Regions from separate parts of the Mus musculus genome. Here regions 1 and 3 are each linked to region 2. Evidence: chromatin loops called from intact Hi-C (ENCODE). Cell type or tissue: heart. All regions are shown on one strand. Links, peaks and the distances in the headings refer to the core of each region. The heading gives the core; the rest is flanking DNA.

What was found. Peaks named below come from ENCODE experiments on the same cell type or tissue, not always from the same donor. Only the 100,000 strongest peaks of a DNase experiment are listed, where the experiment ranks them.
Region 1: it touches region 2 in a loop (9-fold over the local background); 13 of 42 quality-filtered maps call a loop at or near these places.
Region 3: a loop joins it to region 2, with 4 times the contacts of the local background. A loop is called at or near these places in 2 of 42 quality-filtered maps.

The regions. Positions count from the first base shown.
Region 1 is chr1:44,226,687-44,233,108 of GRCm38, forward strand. No RefSeq gene overlaps it. Among named protein-coding and RNA genes, the nearest start is that of Mettl21e, 11 kb to the left of the region's middle. In heart, for the core only: a CTCF peak has its summit at 2,553 (motif pointing right); no DNase peak of the experiment used is centred there.
Region 2 is chr1:45,311,200-45,317,621 of GRCm38, forward strand. It overlaps Col3a1 (collagen, type III, alpha 1), which reads left to right and starts at 339. Exons shown (of 51, transcript NM_009930.2): 1 at 339-633. The coding sequence starts at 549. In heart, for the core only: a CTCF peak has its summit at 2,914 (motif pointing left); a DNase peak (open chromatin) is centred at 1,882; H3K4me3 peaks cover 2,754 bases; H3K27ac peaks cover 3,414 bases.
Region 3 is chr1:45,179,202-45,185,623 of GRCm38, forward strand. No RefSeq gene overlaps it. Among named protein-coding and RNA genes, the nearest start is that of Col3a1, 130 kb to the right of the region's middle. In heart, for the core only: no CTCF peak of the experiment used is centred there; no DNase peak of the experiment used is centred there.

The DNA.
Region 1 (6,422 bases), core at 597-5,596, 1.1 Mb before region 2:
TTTTTGATGTTATTTTTATGTTTGTGTGACTTTTTTTGAGTTTTTAAGAAGAAGTTTACTTTCTTGCTTTTTCTAGGCTGTAGTTTCCTTCCTTGTGTTGGCATTTTCCATTTATTATCCTGTGCAGAGCTGGATTTGTGGAAAGATTGTGTAAATTTGGTTTTGTCATGGAATATTTTCCTTTCTCCATCTATGGCAATTGTGAGTTTTGCTGGGTATACTAGCCTGTGCTTGCAATGTTGTTCTCTTAGAGTCTGTATGACATCTGCCCAGGATGTTGTAGCTTTCATAGTCTCTGATGAACAATCTGGTGTAATTCTCATAGGTCCGTCTTTATATGTTACTTGACATTTTCCCCTTAATGCTTTTAATATTCTTTCTTTGTTTTGTGCATTTGGTGTTTTGATTATTATGTGTTGGGAGGAATTTTTTTTTTTCTGATCTAATCTACTTGGAGTTCCGTTGACTTTTTTTTTTTTTTTTTTTTTTTTTTTTAATCTTCATTGGCATTTCTTTCTTTAGGTTAGGGAAGTTTTCTTCTATACTTTAGTTGGAGATATTTACTGGTCTTTTAAGATGGGAATCTTCACTCTCTTCTGTACTTATTATCTTTAGATTTGGTCTTCTCATTGTGTCCTGGATTTCCTGGATGTTTTGAATTAGGAGCTTCTTGCATTTTTAATTTTCTTTGACTGGTGTGTTAATGTTTTCTATGTTATCGTCTGCACCTGAGATTCTCTCTTCTAGCTCTTGTATTCTGTTGGTGTTGCTTGCTCTATGACTCCTGATCTCTTCTAGGCTTTCTATTTCCAGGGTTGTCTCCCTTTGTGATTTCTTTATTGTTTCTATTTTTATTTTTAGATTTTGGATGGTTTTGCTCAATTCCTTCATCTGTTTGGTTGTGTTTTCCTATAATTCTTTAAGGGAGTGTTGCCTTTTTAAGGGCTTCTAGCTGTTTATCTGTATTCTCCTGTATTTCTTTAAGGGCATTATTTATGTCCTTCTTAAAGTCCTCTATCTTCATTAAGAGATGTGATTTTAAATCCAAATCTTGTTTTTCCAGTGTGTTGGGGTGTCTAGGGCTTGCTGTTTTGGGAGAACTGGATTCTGATGATGACAAGTAGCCTTGGTTTCTGTTGCTTATGTTCTTGCCCTTGGCTTTCACCATCTGGTTATCTCAGTTGTTCGATGGTTTTGCTGTCTCAGACTGTGGCTTGTCTCTCCAGCAATCCTGTGTGTCAGTACTCCTGGGAGACCAGTTCTTTCTGGGAGGAATTTGGGTATGGAGACCTGTGGCACAAGGTCAGCTCAGGAGTGCATATGGAAACTGGAAGGGTCCTGTCCCTGGCTATTCCTTGGTTCCTGTGTCCTTATGGCTCTGGACATGTCCCTCTTGGGTCAGGAATTTGAAGAGAAGTGGTGGTCTTACTTGTGCTCACAAGTGTGTCGGCACTCCTGGGAGACCAGCTCTCTCCAGAAGATATTTGGGTATGGAGTGCTGTGGCACAGGATCAGTTCCAGGTGCTGTGGAACAGGATTAGATCCCTCTGCAGACAGAAACTGGAAGGATCCTGTTCCAGGCTGGTCCTTGGTTCCTGTGTCCTGATGGCCAGGAAATATAAGTTTTATCACATGCCTCTAACATGTCAAACTTTGCAGAATAAAGTTGGGCAAGTAAGCATTGCCTTTAAGATCTTTCAATATGATGAACAAGAAGAGTTCCTCTTTTTAAACCTTGCAATTAGCTAGCGTACAGAATGTGACAAGCACTATCAGAGGGACTGGTACTCTTTGTGCCTTTCATTGAGTAAAAAGGAGCTGTCGTGCAGTTGCCATTATATTCAATCAGTCTTTAAACAGTCATTTCATGTACAGATGGCCAGAGAAAGCTTCAACAACTGCCAACTGAAGTCATAAATAGCTTTTCCAGTTGGCATGGTGGCACATACCTTTAACTCCAGCACTAAGGAAGTAAAGGCAGGCAGCTCTCTGAGTTTAAGGTAAGTCTAGTGTACAGAATGAGTTCCTGGATGGCCTCAGCTACACAAAATGTAAAGCAAAGCATAAAAGAAAATTAGCCTTTCCTTTGAGACAAAGTTACCTCCTTCAAATTACTATTTTTAAAAGACACAAACAACCTCAAAACCTCAGCCTTCTTTCAATTCTCACCAGCAGTTCCAGATTCTGAACTAAAATATAACGCCCGGGAGGTTGGTTCCAATCTCTTCCATAAAGTGACATCATAAATAATCACGTTCACTCATTGCTTACACCCTGAAAGGTTTGGAAGTGTTCAAATGACAAATAACTTGCTGATCATTTTTCCCTAAATCTAGTATGACTAAGATAAATTTCACTTTTAAGATTATAACCTAGTCCAGCTAGCCTAGTCCAGACTTTAAGTTATAAGAAAACAGGGAACAATTTTATTATTTATAAAAAGAAAATATAATTAAATGTACTTTAAAAAGTGGGCTTTTATGATTTTGACTAGGGAGGGGAGACTACAGTGCGGAGGACAAGAATCAAGCAGTTTTTAGTATCCCCACCAGATGGCACCATGAAACTGAGTTGGTGATAGAGTTAGTCTGGATGTGAGAGGTACAGCAAATAATTTTCAGGCTTGCCCAGATTTCATTTTTCTCTTGCTGTATTTCTCAAATATTTACCAAGCAGTGTGATTGTCCCAATCCCTCCTTTCTTTCTCTACCTGGTGGTGGCGGTGGGGGTGTGTGTAGTATGCATGCCTATTTTCTTGAATGTGTTTCACCTTGTATTTTGGGAAGGTGTCTCTTATTAAACCTAGAACTTGACATCATGACTAGATTGGCTGGCCAGTGAGCTATAGGACTCACCTATTTCTATCTGCTCAGCACTAGAGTTATAGGCATGCACCATCACTCCTGAGTTGTCTTGGGTGTTGGAGATCCAAGCTCAGGTCCTCATGCTTGTTCAGGAAGGACTTTATTCAGTGATGCATCTCCCCACCCTTATGATGAATCTTAAAATTTAAATTAATATTTTTAACTGGTACATGAAACCATAAATATACTAATCAGATACCATATTAGGTTAGATATTGTATATGTTGTATCACACTCAAATGGGATATGAGGTTAGATGTGTGTGTGTGTGTGTGTGTGTGTGTGCGTGCATGGGGACTGAACCTAGAATCCCAGGCATTAATTATTCCATTCGTTTACATCTCAAATGATATCCACTTTCCAGGTACCCCTCCACCCCCCACCCCAATCCCATGATATCCCACTTCCCGGTTACCCCTCTGCTATTCCCTCATCTCAATCTGCTGTTTCCCCTCACCTTTGCCTGTATGAGGGTGATCTCCCACCCACCCCCATTCTCCCACCTCACTGTTCCAGCATCCTCCTACTCTGGGGCATCAAACCTCCCCGGGACCAAGGGCCTCCCCTCCCTTTGCTGTTGGGCAAGGCCATCATCTGCTACATATGTATCTGGAGCTGTGGATCCCTCCAGGTACGCTCCTTGTTTGGTGGTCTAGACTTTGGGAGAATTGGGTAGTCAGGCCAGCCTATGTTGTTCTTCTAATGGGGTTGCAATCCCCCTCTGCTACTCCAGTCTTTCTGCCAATTCCCCCACCACGTTCCATGAATTCAGTCTGATGGTTGGCTCCAAGCATCTGCATCTGCAATTGGTCAGTTGCTGGCCGGACCTCCCCAGAACTGCCATACTTGGTTCCTGTCCATGAGCACCTCTTGATCATGGCAACAGTGTTGGGTTTGGTGTCTGCAGACATGATCTATCCTCAGATGGGACCATTCCTGGTTGGCCCTTTAGTCTCTGTTCCATTTTTTGTTCCTGTTCTTCTTTTGGACAGGAACATTTCTGGGTTAAAAAACATTGAGATGGGTGGGTGGCCTCATCCCTTGACCAGGTGCTATGCCTATCTTCTGGAGGTGGTCTCCATAGGTTCTATCTCCCCCTTTTCTGTGCATTACAGCTAAAGTCAATCCTGTTGGGTCCTGGGGGCCTCATGTTTCTCTGGTGTCTGGGACCCTGCAGTGGCTATCCCCAGTTCTTCAACCTCCCTGCTACCTATTTTTGCTGGATTTCCTGACCCTCTGTATCCCTCTCATATCTCCTCCAGTTTCTGATACTGCCACCCTTATTTCCTCCTCCTTCTTTCTCCCTCCCTTGTCCTCTTCTCCTTCCACCTCCCACAATCTCCTGTTCTCCCCTCAATGCAGGTCTGAAACACCCACCCCCTGGTCTTCCTTCTTCCTACTCTCCATATGGTCTGTAGGTTGTATCATTCTTCTCCTTCGTTAAATTTTCCAGAGGTACAAAGAGGAACAAGCCAGTAAAATCATTTCTGATTTTCTCAATAAATTGTAGAAAATTTGGTACACCTAGTTACCTACTTCATTTTCAATTACAATTGATGGATCAAGATAATCAAAGGCATTAGCTTCTTTAAGTTTAAAATATAGTTTCCACTATGAACCTTCTATATCCACCAAGCTCTCAGGAGGATCTGGAGTGGTTTCAGTAGTTGAAGGTGCTGGTGAATTAGAAGGCAAATTATTACTCCGACTCCAAATACTTAAAACATTTATCCTATACTTCTGCAACTGTAGAACTACTCCTGGTAACAACTTCTGCATTAGTCAGGGTTCTCTAGAGTCACAGAATGTATGAAATGTCTCTCTATATTGAGGGAATTTATAATGATGACTTACAGTTTTGTAGCCCAACTCCCTAACAATGGTCAGATGCCAATTGGAAGTTCAAGAATCTAGTAGTTGCTAAGTCTCACAAGGCTAGTTGTTTCAGCTGGTCTTCTGTAGAAGTAAATTCCAACAGATATGCTGGTAACTAAATGCAAGCAGGTGAAGAAGAGCAAATCTTCCTTCCTTTTCCTTTGTTTTTTGTTTTATTAGATATTTTCTTTATTTACATTTCAAATGTTATCCCCTTTCCTGGTTTCCCCTCCATAAACCCTCTATTCTTTCCCTTCTTGCCCTGCTCACCAACCCACCCACTCCTGCTTCCTGGCCCTGGAGTTCTCCTATACTGGGGTATAGAGCCTTCACAGGACCAAGGACCTCTCCTCCCATTGATGACCTCTGCTACATAATACAGTTGGAGGCATGAGCTGCACCATGTGTACTCTTTGGGTGGTGGTTTAGTCTCTGGGAGCTCTGGGGGTACTGGCTAGTTATTGGGGACCCTGTGCTCAGTCCAAAGGTTGGCTATGAGCATCCACCTCTGTATTTGTCAGGCACTGGTAGAGCCTCTCAGGAGACAGCTATAACAGGCTTCTGTCAGCAAGCTCTTGTTGGCATCTACAATAGTGTCTGGATTTGGTGACTGTATATGGGATGGATCCCCAGGTGGGACAGTCTCTGAATGGTCATTCCTTCAGTCTCTACCCCACACTTTGTCTCTGTAACTCCTTCCATGGGTATTTTGTTCTCCTTCTAAAAAGGACTGAAGTATCTACACTTTGGTTTTCCTTCTTCTTGTGTTTCATGTGGTTTGTGAATTGTATCTTGGGTATTCTGAGCTTCTGGGCTTATATCCACTTATCAGTGAGTACATACTATGTGTGTAGTTTTGTGATTGGGTTACCTCACTCATGATGATATTTTATAGTTCTATCCATTTGCCTAAGAATTTCATGAATTCACTGTTTTTAATAGCTACATAGTACTCCATTGTGTAAATTTTCTGTATCCATTACTCTGTTGAGGGACATCTGGGTTCTTTCCAGCTTCTGGCTATTATAAATAATAAGGTTGCTATGAACATAATAGAGCATGTATCCTTATTACATGTTGGAACATCTTCTGGGTGTATTCCCAGGAGTGGTATTGCTGGGTCCTCAGGTAGTACTATGTACAGTTTTCTGAGGAACTGCCAAACTGATTTCCAGAGAGGATGTGTCAGCTTGCAATCCCACTAGCAATGGAGGAGTGTTCCTCTTTCTCCACATCCTTGCCAGCATCTGCTGTCACCTGAATTTTTGATCTTAGCCATTTTGACTGGTATGAGGTGGAATCTCAGGGCTGCATTTGATTTGCATTTCCCTGATGACTAAGGATGTTGAACATTTCTTTTGTTTCTTCTCAGCCATTTGGTATTCCTCAGTTGAGAATTTTCTGTTTAGCTCTGTTCCCCATTTTTAAATAGGGTTATTTGGTTCTCTGAAGTCTAACTTCTTGAGTTCTTTGTATATATTGGATATTAGCCCTCTATCGGACATAGAATTGGTAAAGATCTTTCCCCAATCTGTTGGTTGCTGATTTGTCCTATTGACAGTGTCATTTGCATTACAGAAGCTTTGCAATGTTATGAGGTCCCATTTGTCAATTCTTGATTTTAGAGCATAAGCTATTGCTGTTCAGTTCAGGAAAATTTCTTCTGTGTCCATGTGCTCGAGG
Region 2 (6,422 bases), core at 757-5,756:
TGGACTCTGGCAAAACTCAAAGTATCAGAGTCTTCTAGAAAGATAAAATTTACAAAATGACCATGCCGGAGAATGGGAGTCAAAACACTTTTTCAAATTCAGACAGTTTTTACTGTTTCAGAGGGAAATTTAAAAACACACAAACAATTGTTGTAGGCTATCACAAAGCACATTCCTATGTGTTTCTGTCATGCAAATATGTATTTAAGACTAATGCATGTTATAAACATATGCATAGGCTGATGTACACATGCTCCAGATGTGCTGTTTCTGTGTCTGTGGGTTGTGTCCTCTACACACAGGGAAAAATATATTAATCATTGCTTTTACTGCTGAGGGGATGGGTTCTGCTCTCATATTTCAGAAAGGGGCTGGAAAGTGAGGGAAGCCAAACTTTTTCCTATTTAAGGCCAGAGCAGAGGGAAGCGAGCGGCTGAGTTTTATGACGGGCCCGGTGCTGAAGGGCAGGGACAACTGATGGTGCTACTCTGAGCTGCTTCTTCCTCTCTCCTCTTTTGCACAAAGAGTCTCATGTCTGATATTTAGACATGATGAGCTTTGTGCAAAGTGGAACCTGGTTTCTTCTCACCCTTCTTCATCCCACTCTTATTTTGGCACAGCAGTCCAACGTAGGTAAGTAGGTACCGATTTGAACAGGCTTTCTGGGTTAATTTTGCCTTAACTTCTTACAAAGGGTAAGATAGTGGGAAAATCAGCCTCCTAAGAATTTCCTGTCTAGCCTCTGACTGTGGAATGTTTTGTTAACCTTAATTTTGTTTTCTATATTTGATTTTTTTAAAAGTTAATGTACATGTATAATATTCTCTAGTTGTTTAAGGTAAAAACTGTTCTTAAATTAACTTGATTTCATGTTCACCTTTTAAAAAATGTTTTAAAGTACTCCCCTCCTGCATTGTGAACATCTTGGCATGCTCCCAGGCCATCTGGAATTTATTGGTCTCTTGTAATAATTTCATGTTCTCCTTTGTACACTGCTCTCTTTACAAAGATAGGATATTTAGCCATGTTTTTCAAAAGAATGCACTAGAAATGTCTCTGAAATGAATAACCCTTAAGAAGATACTAGAAAATAAATAGAATCCCTTATGTATTTCTGTAAAACTATAAATGTGGACTATCTATGGACCTTCCAGAAATGAGCCCAGGCTGCAAAAACGTGTCATTGTTTCTGTTTTTATTGCATTCCATGATTGCACACATTCAATGTGCTCAGAGTTTGCCAAAAGTTGTTTTATGTTCTGTTTAGCTGGATTTCCATTACTGAAGATAACATAATTTAACAGGAATATTTTTGCTTTCCTCCAAACAAGGTAAAGATACAAGTTTTGCTCAAAAAGGCAGACTTGAAATAGTTTTGGTAGCCAAATGTAATGATCTTTATTTTCTTGTGCCCCAAATTAAAAGCAACTGTCTCATTATTTACTTAAATACTTTTAAAAATGCATATGTTCCTTGTCATCATGAAAATTTGGGGTGCACACTTTTTTCAAAATAATTGTGTTGATGTAAATCTTATCTGTGGCTAAAAGAAGTTGCTAGCAGTTCTTTTCATACATAATCAAACACGTTGGTATTTAAACCTTTAGTTTTAGCAAATGCTTCATGAGCATTCGTTTTTCCACTGTGTGCAGTGTCTTCACTAGTTTCAGAAGTTATCTATGCAAGAGTAAGGGAAGGAGACACTTTATATTTCTGTATGTTCAGTCCACAGATACACAGAGAAGGAGCTCCCAGATTGCTTGTTTCTTAATTCTGTTCCCCTTAACCCACCCTTCCATCCCCCTCCATCTTTCCCCCCTCCTTATCTCTCCACCCCTTTTGGCTCCTTAGGAACTCCCCTCCCAATTTTCCTTCCTCACTCATCACCCCTCCCCCATCCTAGGCTTATCCACCTCCCTCCCCCCACCCCAGTCCTCACCCCTCCCTGTTCTCAGTGACTCACTCTCTGCTTCCCATCTTTATTTTCATCCTCTCTCCTCCCCAGCTCATCTTACATTTTCTTTTCTTTGGATAGTCAATTCCTTTTTAGCTTTCTTTTTTCACTTTCTCTTCACATCCTGCCCTCCTGGAAGATGAAACAACCCCAAGCCTTCCCTATTAATAGGAGACATGATCCAAAGAAATGTTAATTCCTTAGCAGCCCAAACTTTTATTCTGAAATCTAGATGAAGAATCATAGAATCTTAATTTTTTTTAAAGAAAGAAAGACAGACAGAAAGAAAGACAGACAGACAGACAGAAAGGAAGGAAGGAAGGAAGGAAGGAAGGAAGGAAGGAAGGAAGAAAGAAAGGAAGGAAGGAAGGAAGAAAGGAAGGAAGGAAGAAACCTATGTCTTTGGGACATTAATTAAAATATCAACATAGTATCTATAGTTTCTTAACAGTTAAAGTAATATGAGAAATACTATAGGAACAGTGGGTGTGTTTCTTCCCAATCTAACTCCAGTAAGAAGAGAAACATGTTTGGTTCTCACCATCTTAACATCATCCTAAGCTCATTTGCTTCCACCTTTGGGCTATGGTCTTTAAAACTCCAAGAAGGATAAAAAGGATTTAAGATCATATATTTCACATTCCTTGCAGGTTTTTAGTGAAAATCCTACTGAATGATTAACTTTGAGGAGATTTCAGTAAGTAGCAGACATTCAGCACACTGGGAACACTCAGAGAACTCTAAAGGGGTTATCTCCTATGTTCTCCAGAAATCCTAGAAGTCGTACAGAATTGCTAGACACTAACTTCTGGGAGTTTTCTGGAATATGAAACATGTCTCCACAAAGAATTCTTGTCTCTTTACAAATCTGTGCAAGTCTTACTTTATTCATGCCTTTTATTTCAGCTACGGAAAAAACGTGGTCTGTTTTATATTTCCTGTGGTTTTTAAGCATGCTGGATTTTTAAGTGCTAAACCATGCCACCTAGTGGCTAACAAAGACACCATTTCCATAACCATCGCCAACATGACTCTTGCACCACAGGATCCTCATATGTGTGTGTGTGTGTGTGTGTGTGTGTGTGTGTGTGTGTGTGTGTGTGTGTGTGTGTGTGCGTGCGTGCGCGCACGCGTGTCCGTGGGGGGGGGGGAGACAGAGAGAGAGAGAGAGAGAGTTTTAAAAACTAAACATTCCTTTTATAAGTAAAATAATTAGATAATGAAATGTTACCAGACATAAGAATACACAAACAAACTGGTAATATATTGTGAGACTTTTGGAAATGAATGTCAAAATAATAGACAGTTTCCAGCCAGGCATGGTGACACAGACCTTCATTCCCAGCTACTTGGGAGGCTGAGTGTAGATGAATACAAGTCCAAAGTCTTCCTGAGTTCAATGTGAGTGTCTGAATGAGAGTGAGACTCTTGTCTCAAAATGAAAAGTTTATAGAAGTCTGGAGATGCAGGTCAGTGGTAGAGAGCTTTTCCAGAGCATATGACGCCCTAGCCTCAATCTCCAATACTGTCAAAGAAAAGATAGAAACTTATCTAAATTCATTGCATCATTTTTTAAATGTATTTTTCCTACTCATTGGCTAATATCATCCTTGCTTAATATTTGCATTCTGCTGACTATAGGTCCATAAATAGATGTTAGTAATATTGCTTCCTTAGGACAGGGACAAAAAACTAAATGTCTTCTAAAGTTTAAGCTTCTACATTTTGCTATGTTGATAATATCACAAAAATTAACTGTGAACCATGAACTGATTTGTGATTTCAAAACTGTAAATGGACTGAGAGAATGAACTCTTGTTTCATATTTTTTAGTTTATTTCTCATTATGTTTAAAAAGGAAAATTATAGCTAAGATTAACATTTACATTTTCTCTTGTTTGTGTTGTCCGAATTACTAATCACATAGAACCAATGGAATAAAATGTATTACAAAGTCACGGTAGTAACCTTACTTCTAACAGAAGAAAATACACAATTATGTACATATTTAAATATCAGTCATGTAACCTACAGTGTGTTTGTAAAGCTTAAAAACAGGAATGGATGAATAGTTTAGTACTGAAACTAAAATTTAATGAAATACTACATGATTTGAGAACAAAAGCATAAACCTTGAACATCTGCCTTTTTTTACTTTTGTAAGTATTTGTAAATAATAGAGATTCCAAGTTCCATACCATTTTTGAAAATTTATTTATAAAGTTTTTTTTTAATGGTAGTCCTTTTTTCTATTCCTTACTCAATTTTTAACAAATTAATCTGGTTTATTAAGCAAAAGGCTCAGGAGCTAATGACTTAACCAGAAATTATCATTCTTTCTGTAAAAATGTACATTGTAAGTAAATAAAGTATTACCAATACAAGATTTTGTTGTTTCTATTCATAACCCCCTTTTATTTCCTCAGCATCTCAACAGTACTCAGAATGATGGGTAAAGGGCCTATAACAGACCCTGCATCACATTTAGATCTAGGATGGACCAGTCAAGCATTGTAGAAGAGAGCAAGTCTTCGGAAACCATGCTGGGAGGGAGAAGTGGAGAGGAAAGGCCCATTAATGAGTGCAGATTCTTCGGTGACTTGCCTTTGGATTTCTTTTTTAAAAGATTTGTCCAGAACTATAGGAGATGCTAAAAGAAAGCAAGGCCTCATTAGAAAGGCCTGTTTCATATCTACAGGCTCAGACCAGGCCTGGAGTGGTAACTCAGAAAAGACTGCCAACCACTGAAGCTCTGTGGTGACCACTGAGGATGACTGTCCCTAGTGCCGGGTTCCTATGTGTACTTTGTGACAGGCAATAACTGATAACGCCACCTTGAAGCCATTAAAGTGATTGCTTGTAAGTCAGAGCCGGGAAGATCAAAGATGAGCTTGCCTTTGCTGGACCTGGCAGACACTAAAGCTTCGGGTACACTGTGACTTTCTGGCAATGTGTGTGAGCTAATTCTCATAAAATGTTTCGTTCTGTTTCTTAGAGCTAAAAGCTTAGTGTCATTATTTTCCATGCTTAGGAAAAAAAAAAATCCACATTGTTTTTTTTTTTAATCCAAAAGTTTTAAAGGAGGAAACTTTGCCTGTCAGGAAAGCAGTGGAAACTCTGAGCTAGCTCTGCACAGCAGTCGTTTGTTAGCTGCACTTTGGAGAGTTACATTAACCACTAGAAGTTCTGTCTGTGCCTAACAAAAACATAGCCCAAGTGGATTCCTTTCAGATTAACTAATCAAAGCCTTGCTTTTTCCATGGCTGAGGTCAAGCCCTGCCATTTCAAATGTAATCTCAATGAACAAAACGGAAAGTTCAAATGGAAGAAATACTAAAATTGCCCCAAAGAAGAAATTGCCACAACTAATCCAAAACTTATTAATAGTTAAATTAGCTTTGATAATTAGCATTGAAGGATGACTTTCTCAGTTAACATAGTTGTGAGACATTTTTTGTTCTTATGTTTGTTATTGTAGAGGCCAACAAGCTATGTTTCTCACAGAAACACTTTATGATGTTGCACAGAATTTATAGTGCCCAAGTAGCATTCAAAGGAGACTTGTGCTCAAGTTAGAAGTTAACAAATGCAAATCAAGCAAAAACTATAGTTTTTGAATAGTAGTGCCTTAGCCATCCTAAATACATCTATGTATCTGATGAAGAATGTTTATGTTTGTTTTTGTCAGTCTTAGTGCCTGGCTTCCAAGTCACACATTCATCTTGCTGGTGGTCTGGATCCCATCAGGGTGGCCTTGGAAATACAAGCCTTTTTCATAAGGTCAAGAGAAATAAACAGTAGGATTCCACTCCAGATGGTATCTTCCCATTTTAAGATTAGAGAAAAAAAAGACATTTTGGAGATCACTGTTATTCCTTAAAAAAAAAAAAATCTGTCTGCATACTCGAGAGGGTACAGAGTTCACAAACCATCTGGGACAGGGCACTGAAACAGGTCTCTTTCATTCTATAGTATCCTTGAAAGCAGTAAAAACATAATGGAGTTAGGAGTATCAGATTTTAGAAAAGCATACTAGATTCAAATCTGAATTCCTTTAAGTATTTTACCTGGATAATTACTCAGTTTGACCCAGATTCTTTGTGTGCATTCAGGATTGTGACAGCATTCAGCTCAAAACATGCAGGAAGGAGATCATAAAATTGATATAAACCATCAGGTATAGTGATGAACACCTGCATTCCCAGCAGTCGAATGCAGTGATACACAACGGCATTTCGAGCAGTTTGATATTAGTGATGCATACCTGCATTGCTAGCCGTCTGCACCTATGTTCCCAGCAATCTGAAACCTTGGAGCAAGGACTGTGGTTTCAAGGCTAGCCTGGTGGCATCTATAATTTGAAAGAAAAGAAAAAGATGTCAGCCACTCAAGAGTAGTACCTAGAACAGAGGCTTGATCTATCATTCGTTTGCCAAGTACTGTCAACTACCATGACACCGTGAAAAGA
Region 3 (6,422 bases), core at 597-5,596, 130 kb before region 2:
CCAAAGAGGAACAGGATAATTTAATTGACTTAATTATTTGGCCCCACATTTTATCAAAAGAAAAAAAATAAAATAAAAGGGCCACAAGAACTTCTAAAGCCCAAACCGTGTGCCATAGCTATTCCAAAAGTAGTTTTAAAACAGCTAGCAACAAGACACATTCCTCTTGGCATTTGAGTGCTGGTTATATCAACAGATTTTCTGCTTCTCAGTGAAATTTATTAAATTTAAGTCTAAAATTTTCATTTGCTTTTGTAATTTAACTCATAGAGAGAAGGTATCAGACATAAAATCTGAAATGCAGCTGTGTTGTTTCGAAATGAATAATGTCTGTGGGTGAGACACTGAGTCAAGGGTTTAGTTTTCAGCATAAGGAAAGTATTTTGTGAGTTTTTCTGGAAAAGATGACAGCCTCACAAAGGCAGCCTCCCTTTTAGATAGAGAAATGTGGAGATGAGAACAAAGTGCTAATTTGGCTAGAAAGACAAAACACAAAATAGCTTAGGTGGCCAAGTGAGCATTATGTGGGAGCATCTCTATTTGATTGCATGTAACTTTCTTCTGTTCTCCCTTGTTTTAAAAAATTAAAGTTATAAGCCATTAAAATTTTAAGGCAAACCTCTGATCTCAAATTCAGGAAGAACACACTTCATGGAAAAGAGTAGTGAAAGCATTTTTATTACTCAATACAGAATGTTATCTTGAAGAGATTACAGACCAGAAATCAAGGAGTTCACTAGCTGTTGCTTTCATCAGTATAAGTTATTGCAATATGTGCTGAGTTGAGTTGTGCAACTGGCAGATTAGCTGAGGCTCTGTTTTCTGATGTCTGATGCGTGAGAAAGATAATATTTTAAAATCTTTTGACTGAAATTGTCGGTTTTGCAGTGAAGTCATCTTCTATGTGGATTAACACCAAAACCTAGAAAAAGCAGAAATTGATTGTAAAATATTAGACAATATTTATTTTACATGAAATTCAAGATGACCAAAATTAAAGCTATTCACAAGAAATGGGCATTTCAAGTTATATAAAAAGTCTAAAGTATGAGTGATATCAATTTCATCTCATTTTGAACTTGTGCTATTATGAGTAAATATGTTTCTGTACCATTATAAACCAGTTGTGTATTCTAAATAAGGCAAAAACCCCTCTATTTAAGCTGATGCATAAATTGCACCAGGAATGAGTTTTTAAAAGGGCAAACCCAGGTATTTTTCCAGAGTTAATATATGTTGACTTACTGCTTTTTTTGACATAAAGTCACCTAAAAGAATTTTCTTCTTCCTTATGTAAACAATGCTGATACATAATCAGAGGTCTAGGTTATTAAGATTCAAGACAAAACTGAAATCTCTGCCTGCAAGGGAAAGGAGACTGCAGATCAGAAAAGCTAGATAGATGGGTGTGGTAGAAAAAGAATTTATTGGAAGAAAGTGACTTAATCTCTAGGGAGGTAACCATATTGCAATATAAAATCTTTTCTTGGTTTTTAAAATAACTATTGATTTAATAATGCAATAAATGAAGTAATATGAAAACAGAGAGCAAGATCTGTCAGTAACAACCAGCTGGCAAGCTGATCAGCATGACCTATTTTCTATAAAAGCCATTTGTGTGAACAAATAAATGCTATGATTAACAAGGCCAGTATAACTCAGGAGTGTTTAAAAACTATCAAATAATGAGGTAAATTATAATAAAGGTGATTGGGTCTCTTAGATAAGTTAAAATAATTCACTTTTAAAGACATAAAACCTTTCTCGTCAATTTAATTGTAGCTATTGACTAGATCCAATGCCACTTTATCACTTGTTAGGAGATAGTAATGTTTATGTACACAATCAGTCAAGAGATGTGATCTAAAGATGCTACTGCCTCAATGCATTTGGCACAATATAACAATGAAAAAATGGTGGCAGACAAGTAAAACGAAATATAGGCAATGGTGATCCACTTGGAGCTAGTTAAATCCTTATGGATTATCAACATAAATTCCTTTAGTGTTGCTTAAAATAGCTATGTTTCAGTTAGTCAGACATATGTGAATTAAATTAAAACAATGAGGAAATCAGACAACACTGTTATTAAATTCACCAACTACCTCCCCCAATTATGACATTGCTTAAGACTGACAATCAACAAATAGAAACACATAAAACTAAAGGCTTCTGAACAGCAAAAGGACACCATCATTTAAATGAAGAGATAGCCTAGATACATATCTAGTATCTAAAATATATACAGATTTAAAAAACTAAACAGCAAGAAATAAACACCACCATCTCCAAATGGGGTTGGATATAAATAAAGAATTATCAAAACATAAATTACAAAAGGCTGAAAAATGTTTCTAAATCAGTCAATATAATGGAAACTACTTTGAGACCAACTTACCCTGGTCAGAATAGATAAGGTCAAAGCATAAGTGATAACAAATTCTGATGTGACTGTAGAGGAAGGGGAATGAGTGCATACCAGTGAAACCACTATGGAAATCAGTGTAGATGTTTATATATATAAACAATATATATATATAGCCTAGAAATAGTAAGATAATAATCAATCTCATCCAGCTGTGGAACCTGCAAGCCACAATTATGACTCACCTGACTGCAACAGTGGCATAAATGGCATTGCGTAACCAACTACTTTCTGATTGAATTTAAGTTTCACTTCACTAGGTGGAGCCTATACCTCACAAAGTTGCTGAGGACAATAACTTGTATGCAAAGGTCATAGACCCTAAGGAAGAATCTGCTACCATTATTTTGCCAAGAGGTCATAGTATTAAGGCAACTCCTAACAACTTGTTATACTTACAGATGAATGAATCATTCAAACACTTCAGAGAAGTTTGTTTGTTTGTTTGTTTGTTTATTTGTTTGTTTTAAGCACATGACAATTACCACAGACAGCCACAATGTTAAAGATGAGGAAAATAAGTGACTTGTGAAGTGTTTAGCCCTAAATGAGACATTTAATTTCCCAAAGTTCACAGATCATTGTGGGAAAAGAAGAGGGACTTTAAGAGCCAGAGGTAGAGGATGACTACTGGCTTTTGCAATGAAATTGTTCTTGGGAGACAATAGGACAGTTGCATATATGAAGTCATAGCAATTCTAACAGGCTGCTCAAGACCTGTGAAAGGACAAGCCAAAATATTATCATAATGGAGAGGGAAGGTAGGCACCAAGTTCGATCCCTAGCTAAGTAATTGTAGTAACTCGGTAGTTGCTGAGAGAGGAAAAAGTAGCTTTTCTTAGAGTGTGGTTTGTGGTAGGTCTAACACACTACAGTGGATGGCAAAATGCCTAAGAAATACAGGCAACAAAAATGGGACTTGATAGGTTTAAAAAGAAATGAAGACACAAAGGTGGGAGTGTGTACCAAGGAGAAAATGGGAAGATAGAGGAGGGATAAATATGATCAAAATAAATGTATTGTAGTGATTTCTCAAAGAATTAATCAAAATATTTTTAGAGAAGAAAAACCATTTTCTTTTAGTATCTATATATGAAGCAAAAGAAAATATGGGCATTTTTATAAGCCATCCTAACTAGTAAAAAGAAATAAACTTCTTCACTGGTACACATTTTAAGCTTTATCAAATAATGCCCTTGAAGTTTCCAAATAGCACAAGGAGCATCCACAAAGTGATTTTTCCTTTGTCATGAATGCAGAATCAAAATGATAGGCTGCATTCATACAAATAGGACATGTCTTGCAGATTTCTTGTATGAGTCATTGCTGACCACTATGAGTGCAGGCATGTGTTAGAATGTTATTCTTTCCTCTGAGATTTAGCATCTGTGTTATAGTGAAGAAGCAAAGTCAGTCTCTGTAGCAAAATTATGAAGCAGACATGGTCTTATGTTCTTCCTCCTTACATTTCAGTTGGGCCAATGGCAAGAGGCTAAGAGCTATGCAAAAGCTGAGGGAGTAAGGAAGGTCCTTTCAACCTCAGGAACCAGATCTCTTGGCTGAATGTCCCACTACTCTACTCCACATTTTTCTGGCTTTTATCTTAGATTTTTAATTTTTGCTAAGATTAAAAAAAAATACTTCCATTTCTAGTAAATGGTATTTGTATACTCTAAATTGGGTAGGAAGTTTTGTGGTTTGCAACACTTGAAAAAATATAGTGCACATCTTATATCCATGTGAATGAAGCATTCTGTGTATAATAAACCAATATGGATCACCAAAAACTACTGTCATTGACTTCAAATAAAAGGGAGTTAAGTTCCACAGCATGAAGGAAGTATCTTTCTGAATGGATCTGTGCATGTGTCAGACAGGGAAGCAAACCTGCCCAAGGAGATGAGAGTGAAAACCTGGTATAGATTGAATTCACAAACCTGGATCACACGGTGAGGAGTCGAAAGCCAAATAGTTCACTGTCGATATATTTGAAACAGATCAATTTGGGAAAAGGTTTCTAGGCAACAACCATTCTAGTTTCAGATGCACAATAAAGTGTAAGGTATAACTACATAGAATCTCCTTTATAATGTACCTGTAGACATGAGGATGGGTTCTATAACTAAAAGAATCTAGTGTGGTCTCTGAACAATAGCATAAAGGTCAGTAGTCTAGAAAATGCATGTAGCATCTCCACAAGGTGGTTTAAGGAGGGAAGAGTCTGGGATAATCTTTGGGGTAATTTGGGTGAGGTCTGTTTCCACTGATAGCAAAAAGCTCACCAGGTTGTTAACAAAATCTATTCTCTGCCTTCTGGGTGGAAAAACAGACATTATATCTCCTCAGTTGAAAAAAGACCATTGTATGTTTAACATTTCTGGTTTCACTTGTGTTTTGTAGGTGCAAGCACCATTGCACCCCATGCCTCTTAAGGAAAAGTAGACTAGATTCTCACAACAGTCAGAATGCAGAGCTCTGTGTTTCTTTTACTTTCTCCCTGACTCTCACTTTTCCTTCCTCTGTTTCACTTCCCTCCCATTTTCTTTCCATTTCCCCTACCTTTCTTTCATTTTTTTTCCTTTTATAAACAGGTCTCACCATGTACTCTCTGTTCTTCTTGTACTAGTGATTTTCCTGCTTTGTCATCCAAAGAGCTAGGCTTACAGGTGAAGCCATGTCTCATATTTTCTCTTATAATCCAGGTTATCTATGTATTTATATAAAAGTCTAGTATTATTTTTGAGTTTATTTTGGCTGAGGAGTTTATTTTTTCTGTAAGAATTCTTAACATAACATCTTTTACTTTGTATTTCTTATTTTTGGAGACCAAATTCCAGCCATCACTGAGGCAAATTCCATGTTAGTAAAGTCACATGTACTTTACAAAGCTGTTTATTGAACAATAACAACAAAAACTTGAATTATTATATTTAGTTTTAATACTTCATATAATTTGTCAATACTAATATAGAATTATACTGAGTTCCACAAAATAAATGAAGACTTAAAATGTACAAGGGAGACATTAGTTTGTCATATTGTAGTCATTCTTCTGAGCACACTACCTCTTACAGCTTCTACCAGACTAAAAGTAAGTGCTTTTGATGGTGTATCAGTATTAAGTAAATACATTCTCCACCAGCCAAGCATCTGAAAGGCTCAGAAACACTGGCAAGTGTTTTGTTTCTGGTTTCTGACCTGGATTGAACCAGACACAGTGAAATAATGTGAGAAAGATTGTTTTTAGCCAGAAGCAGAAGTAAATCTGCCAGCTCTTCAGCTTTGACCATTTGAGAAGTTATTTTAGACCTAGCCCATAGTCTGAACTACAAAACTTTTCAGAGGATAATGGAAATTTTAAGCTGTAGGAAGGGTGTTCCTGCTGCAAGATAAAACACTGATGAGCAGCAGAATCAAATTGTAGTCAAGATTCTGGAGAACAGTTGAGGATTCCATGCAATATGCCTTGTGGCTGGCATGTGAGGACCTATGCACAATCCAGTACAGTCAGGAGCAACTAAAGAAGGGTCTAAGGGGGTTCTATCATTCATCTTTAGTGAAGGAAATATATCAATAGTCAATTCTCCATGTAAGCCATGGCATACTATGTTTATTGAATCATTTAAGATGGTTTAACTTTTACAATTAAGTAATTCTAAACCTAGTTTTTACGTTGGTCTCCAATGACAAAATATTTTCATTCTATAGTTACAATTTTTCTAACATGGAAAGAGACTCATGTCTCATCCACAGTTATATATTATTGTCAACATTTGGAAGATTTTTTCTTATGTTTATTTTATGTTATTAAAGCTTAACTTTGTTTTCTCTTGGAACCAGGAACCAGAGCTGAAAGATCCTGTGAAAGGTCAAACATCCTAGAATGTCCTTTTGAGGAAAGAAGTGACACATTATCCCCATTTTACACAAGCATTAGTCCTTGCCTATGTCTACATTCACAAGAGAATCACAAATTGAGCTCAATTTTTGCCTGTTT